Regions from separate parts of the Mus musculus genome. Here region 2 is linked to region 1. Evidence: chromatin loops called from intact Hi-C (ENCODE). Cell type or tissue: left cerebral cortex. All regions are shown on one strand. Links, peaks and the distances in the headings refer to the core of each region. The heading gives the core; the rest is flanking DNA.

Evidence for each region. Peaks named below come from ENCODE experiments on the same cell type or tissue, not always from the same donor. Only the 100,000 strongest peaks of a DNase experiment are listed, where the experiment ranks them.
Region 2: it touches region 1 in a loop (2.7-fold over the local background); 7 of 42 quality-filtered maps call a loop at or near these places.

What each region holds. Positions count from the first base shown.
Region 1 is chr12:105,624,546-105,627,463 of GRCm38, reverse strand. Atg2b (autophagy related 2B) reads left to right here. Exons shown (of 42, transcript NM_029654.4): 35 at 658-736; 36 at 1,082-1,286. Among named protein-coding and RNA genes, the nearest start is that of Bdkrb1, 22 kb to the right of the region's middle. In left cerebral cortex, for the core only: no CTCF peak of the experiment used is centred there; a DNase peak (open chromatin) is centred at 1,381.
Region 2 is chr12:105,726,414-105,729,331 of GRCm38, reverse strand. The region is part of intron 5 of Ak7 (adenylate kinase 7); the gene reads right to left. Among named protein-coding and RNA genes, the nearest start is that of Ak7, 22 kb to the right of the region's middle. In left cerebral cortex, for the core only: a CTCF peak has its summit at 1,110 (motif pointing right); a DNase peak (open chromatin) is centred at 1,109.

The DNA.
Region 1 (2,918 bases), core at 149-2,648:
TCTGCTTCTGCTGCCTGCCTGCTGGAGGTGTAAGCGTCTGCCGCCTCACCAGCTTTAAATTCCCACTTCGGTATCGTGTTCAGTAAGGAAGCTGGCTTAAGGTAACGGAGTGTGGTTAAAGAGGAAGTGAGTCCCATGGAGTTCAGTGGCACAAGGTGAGCGCACAGGGTGTGCACTGCTCTTAGCACTGATGCCACCACTGCTGGTGCAAAGAGCAAAAGGCACTTTGATCTTTAAATCCTTTCCCCACGTTTATGTTTAGTTTTGTTTCTGTTCTTGTTTTGAGACAGGACCTGAGTAGCTTTGCTTATCCTGGAACGAGTGATAGAGACCAGGTGGCTTTCCTGTGGACCAGTGCTCTGAGTGTTGGCACTAAAGGCCTATAATGTATACTACCATGCCCTGCCCAGGCCTAGCTGGTTTTTTGTTTCTCTATTTTGCAATGTTGTAAATGTTTTCATGGTTGTAAAAAATAAAGGGATTATGTGTGTGTGTGTGTGTGTGTGTGTGTGTGTGTGTAGAACAAGAATGAGTGCAGCAGAGGCAGAGTGGTAGAAATGCCACCGACAGGTGCAATGACTGCTTTGTGAGGTGAATGACAGGGACAGAGACCTCAGACGCCGTCCTGTCAGTTAAAGTGACTTGTCTCCATTCCAGGACGCCTTGTTCTTCCTCAAGGATTTCTTCACAAGTCTTTCTACAGAAGTGGAGCTTCTACTGACTCCAGATCCAGAAGGTACTTGACACACACAGTCTGAGGGTTCTGCCCTAAGTAGGAAGTCACTCAGAAGTGAACCTAGTACCTGAAGCCACGTAGTACTTGGTCAGCGCACGCCATTGTGGAGTGACTGCTGACTGAAGAGCCGTGGCCACCCAGCACCACCAGAGGACAGGCCTGCACACTGCTAGGAAAAGCTCAAAGCTCATGTTCCAAGCACAGTTTTTTGAGTCAGTACACACATGTTAATGTAACAGCTTCAGGGAACTCATCAGTCAAGTGCAGTGTGCAGCCTCACCAGCATCAATTGCTATGGTGCTCAACAGGAGCAGAGCTAACTTGAAAAGCCCCTTGTGTTTTCAGTTACAAAGTCTCCTGGAGCTGATGTCACCTGCAGTTTGCCAAGGCATTTGAGTACCTCAAAGGAGCCAAATCTAGTCGTTTCTTTTCCTGGGCCAAAACAAGCTTCCCCGAACCATCGTGCCAATTCAGCGGAGGGTGGTAATGGACTGGAGGAGGACGTCTCTGCTGAGGAAACTTCATTTAGTGACCAGCCTGTGTTTTTTAGGTGAGTGCATTTATTTTGCTAAGAAGTGAAGTTCTCTTGCAGTTTTAAAGATGGCTCTGGAGAGAGTGGGTGGGTTGACAAGCATGAGGTGACATCAGTGTTCTTTCACGTTGATGTATAAACCCGGCTGTTTGTGTAGCTGGCACCACTTAGTAACCCGGAATCTGTGCTGGAAGCTCCTCTCTGCCTGCTGCCCCTCCCCCCTTCAGGTCCCCATGTGAGTGAGGGTTTGCACCTCATAAACACAGTGTGCCGCCCACCCTTTTGCCTCTCCACTAGCTGCTCTTTTCCCGGTGCTGAGCCCTCAGTCTGCTCCTCGCAGTCCCTGCCAGGTCTTCTTCCTCAGGCCGTGGGCACTCTGGGAAGCCCAGGCCCCTGCTCGGCCCCTGCTCGGCTGCTGTTCGGCTGTGTGGCCAGCCGGCCAGTCTGTTCCTTCCTCCTTTCCTCTTTCCCTAGCCTTGTTGCTCAAGGCTAGAATCTTGGCATTATGGAAAGAGAAGGATCAAAGAGAAACTGATCCCCATCCCCGTTGTCTGTACCCCTCTTTCATTCCAGTTTTTCCGTTTTCCCTTCTATGTTGTGAGAGAAGACCTTGGGAGTGGCCCAAGTGGGCATATTCAGAAGATATTTTTAAAATGCCGTATAGTGGTGATGTAGAAATAAATCCGTGTAGGAAAGGCAGGGAGGACGGAGGACGGCAGGTATGCACTCTGCCTGGCTGACACTTCTCCAGTAAAGTGTTCCCTTTGTTAGTCTCCTACAGTGATTCTTTTATGTTTAGGAAAAATTAAATCCTAGTGACAACTTCAGATCTTATATTGTAGTAATCACATATAAATTGCCAGTTTGTAATCACAATCCTGAAAGCAAGAAATTTGACACTTTGTATGGAGACAGGTCTCACTGTGTGGCCCAGGCTAGCCTCAAACCCTAGGTCTTCCCTGCTTCCTCTCAGGTAGCTGGGGATGCAGACTTGTACCATTCTTGACAATCTAACTGAAGGAGGCAGACCTGTGTAGCTTTACCTCTTTACTTAGGCAAGTGTTGATTTTTTTACTTTGTGCTAGGTTATTTGAAATGTGGAAAACACCTTATAGATTTCATTTCTGTTCTGGAAGGTCCAGAACCCTGAGGTGATAATGAGTGGGAGCGTAGCGTCTCAGTTACTTGCTCCACGATATGTTAATGTCCAGAGAGTTAGGCTGGCCTGCTCTGTTAACTGTTACGGTCCTGATCATCACCCACCTGCTCACTGCTGACTTTCCAGTGACGCCATAGGAATCTTCCTTCTCCTTCTGCAAGTGGCTCTTACCGAATACATGTGTGACTAGCGCTCTGTCTGTTAACACGTCCTATCCCATGGGGAAGAGAGGAGCTAGAAGGCTGCTGGGGCAGTAGTGCTGGGGTGGGCCTCTCTGAGATAGTTTGCTGCTGTAACCAAGAGCATTTACTCTGTTGGGCAAAATCATGTTTCAGGTTCTGAGCCCTCAGTTTGCAGTCAGCTTTTGGAAGGCAGCTCATTGTATTGGCTGTATACTGATAGCTCATTGGCTGTTTGCTATCAGTCCATAGTTTTAATTTCATCCCCAGCATTCTCAGTGTTGGTATTTTGGTATCTGCCCAAAAGCATTA
Region 2 (2,918 bases), core at 120-2,619, 100 kb before region 1:
TCTTAGGACTCAGTGGGCACAGGCAGACAGAGCTCTCAGTTTGAGACCAGCCTGGATTATATATTGAATTCCAGGACAGCCAAGCAGGACTAGCTAGTGAGACACAGTTTCAAATAGGAAAACAAAACAAAAAAATTGATTTTATGGGCCTGGAGAGATGGCTCAGTTGTGCTATGTTGGTTTCCTAGAACCTGCCTGGCAGCTCTCAACCACCTGTAACTCCACACACTCGGGAACTCACTTGGCAAACACACGCATGCGCCTAGGCGTGCACACACATAACATATACATACAGGAAGGCAAACACTCTTGCACATAAACTAAACATTAAAAAGAGGGGTTTTCCAATGAATTTCTATCATTTAAAGTTAAGGATGAGTCAGTATATTTCTATAATAAAGGCATTGTTTACAAATAAATAGCTGTTTAAATAAAGGTGTGAAGAAGGCACTGTGGACTGGCAGACACTTAGTTTCTGCGTGATGTTACATTTTCATTTAGTGAATGAGTCATCCAGTGATGGACAAGGTGTAAATTATAACAAAATAGCAGAATATGGAGCTGGAAGACATTTAGATAAGCAGTATGTTCCTTTTATTTCCCGGTCTAGGATATGTCTCATTGGCTGAGCATGTGTAAGGCCTTGGCTCACTCCCCAGCATCCAGCTTGCCCCAAAGTTGAACTAGAATGTCTAATTCTCTCCCCTTCTGTTTGTCTGGTGTGTTGTTGTTGTTGTTGTTATTGTTGTTTTGAGACTGGTTCCCACTGTGTATTCTTGGCTGTCCTGGAACCAACCATGTAGACCATGCTGGTCTCAAACTCAAATCCACTTGCCTCTGCCTCCTAAATGCTGGGATTAAAAGCAAGTACAACACTGGGCTTGTCTTTGAGTCAGGGGTCTCACTATGTAGCTCAGCCTAGCCTTGAACAACTTATCATCCTCCTGCCTCACCTTCCTAGGTACTGTAATTGCTGGCATGATTCAACACCCCCACAATCTGTTGTTTTCGTAACTATTTCATGTTCTGTACTGTATTCCTCAAAACCACTGGTTCTTCAGGAACAGAACTAACGTTTGAAATCCCTCTTGTCATATCTTATGAAACCACAAGGTGGCGATCTAGAGCCGCCATCGCTTGAGCTGGTGTTTTTTTTTTGTTGTTGTTGTTTTTTTTTTTTTTTTTTTTTTAAGTTCAGTGGAACCTGGGGTTTGGGCTGAATGGGATGATGGCAGCAGCATCCGCCTCACAGAGTTCTAAAGAGGTCCCATGCGAGTCTGAGGGTCAACATGGAACACCCCAGGTGAGATGCACAGCATCTTCCAGGGCAGGCAGCTCAGCGAGGCCTGATTTGCTTCTCAGTTACTAATTACCCATTACAGGCCACTCAGAAATCTATTTTAGTAAAAGATAAAATTATCATACATGTCAAATGACAAATTTTGCGGCAATGGTAGCTTTTCTTTAATGGTGGGTGCTGGGGACTGAACCCGGGTCCTTGACATGCAAGGCAGACTCTGTCACTGACTCAGACCTACATCCCCCCCCCCCTTTTTTGTTTTTTTTGGGGGGGGGGTTGGTTTTTTTGAGACAGGGTTACCTCTGTGTAGCCCTGGCTGTCCTGGAACTCACTCTGTAGACCAGGCTGGCCTCAAACTCAGAAATCTGCCTGCCTCTGCCTCCCGAGTACTGAGATTAAAGGCATGCACCATGATTGCCTGGATAAAAGATTTATTTTTAATTATGCGGGGTGGGTGCATATGAGCCCAGGTGCCTTAAGATGTCAGAGGCATCAGACCCCCTGGAGCTGGGGCCTCCAAGTGGCTGCTACACACTAAACTTAGGTCCATGCTCTTAACCACAAACTGAACTTGGGTGTGTGCTCCTAACCACCGAGCCATCTCTCCAGCCCCACCCTACCCTATCAGTCCCTATCCTAGACCAAACTTGCTAAGTTGCCAAACTGGTCTAGAACTCCTTCTTGCAGTCCAGACAGGCCTTGGACTTGTGGTCTTCCTGCCTCAGTCTCTCCAGAGAGCTGTGAGTACAGGTGACTGCCTGCAGGCCCTGGCATTGTTGCTGTAGTTTTGTCAGAAAGCATTGTGTTGTGTAGCCCAGGCTGGCCCTGAACATTGGGTAACAGGTATGTGACACTGGATCCAGCTTATAGACATGTCTTAACAATCAGCTGTGTCAAGATAAACCTTATTGAATAATGGAGTTGGAATAAAAAAAAAATGTTACCTCCTCCCCAGTGTCTGGTGACTGACATCTTGTTTTGAATGACAATTCCCTACCCTGTTTCTACAGTACTGCAGCTGTGAAGTGGGGACAGTCAAGGGGGCTACTGCCAGAGTCACAGTCAGAAAAGCTTAGGCAGGTTCAGGACAGTGCCTGGCCATCCCTGGCTGTGCGATCCTGAACAAACGAATCCTTCCCCTACTCAAGCCTGTGTCTCTTCATTGTTTGTTTGTTTTCAAAACAAAGTCTTTGTATGTAGCCCAGGCTGTCAGGGAATTCATTATGTAGATCAGGCTGTCCTGGAACTCACAGAGATCCACCTGCCTCTGAGTGCCAGGATTAAAGGCAAATGCCCAGCCATCATGTCTTTTGGTATGAGGGACGTTGCACGTTTCAGAGCTTTCTGAAGAAAAGTACTGTGAGAGACTCTAGGAACCACGATAGTGTGTGGGCCCTTCCTTCCCATCCCTACTGAGTTAGTTATTGGCCCAGACCCCTCGGTGGAGGAGAGGCTGAGTTTAGCTGGGGGGCTCTCAGGTCAGAGGGCTGGATCATAATCTGGACCAGGAACTCCCTAAGGGTAGGATACAGGGCTTGAGCCAAAGCTCACACCCGTGGGGATGCAGGAGGAAATAACCCACGGAGTTTGCACTGTTGTAGTAAGGTGTCCTGGCCGT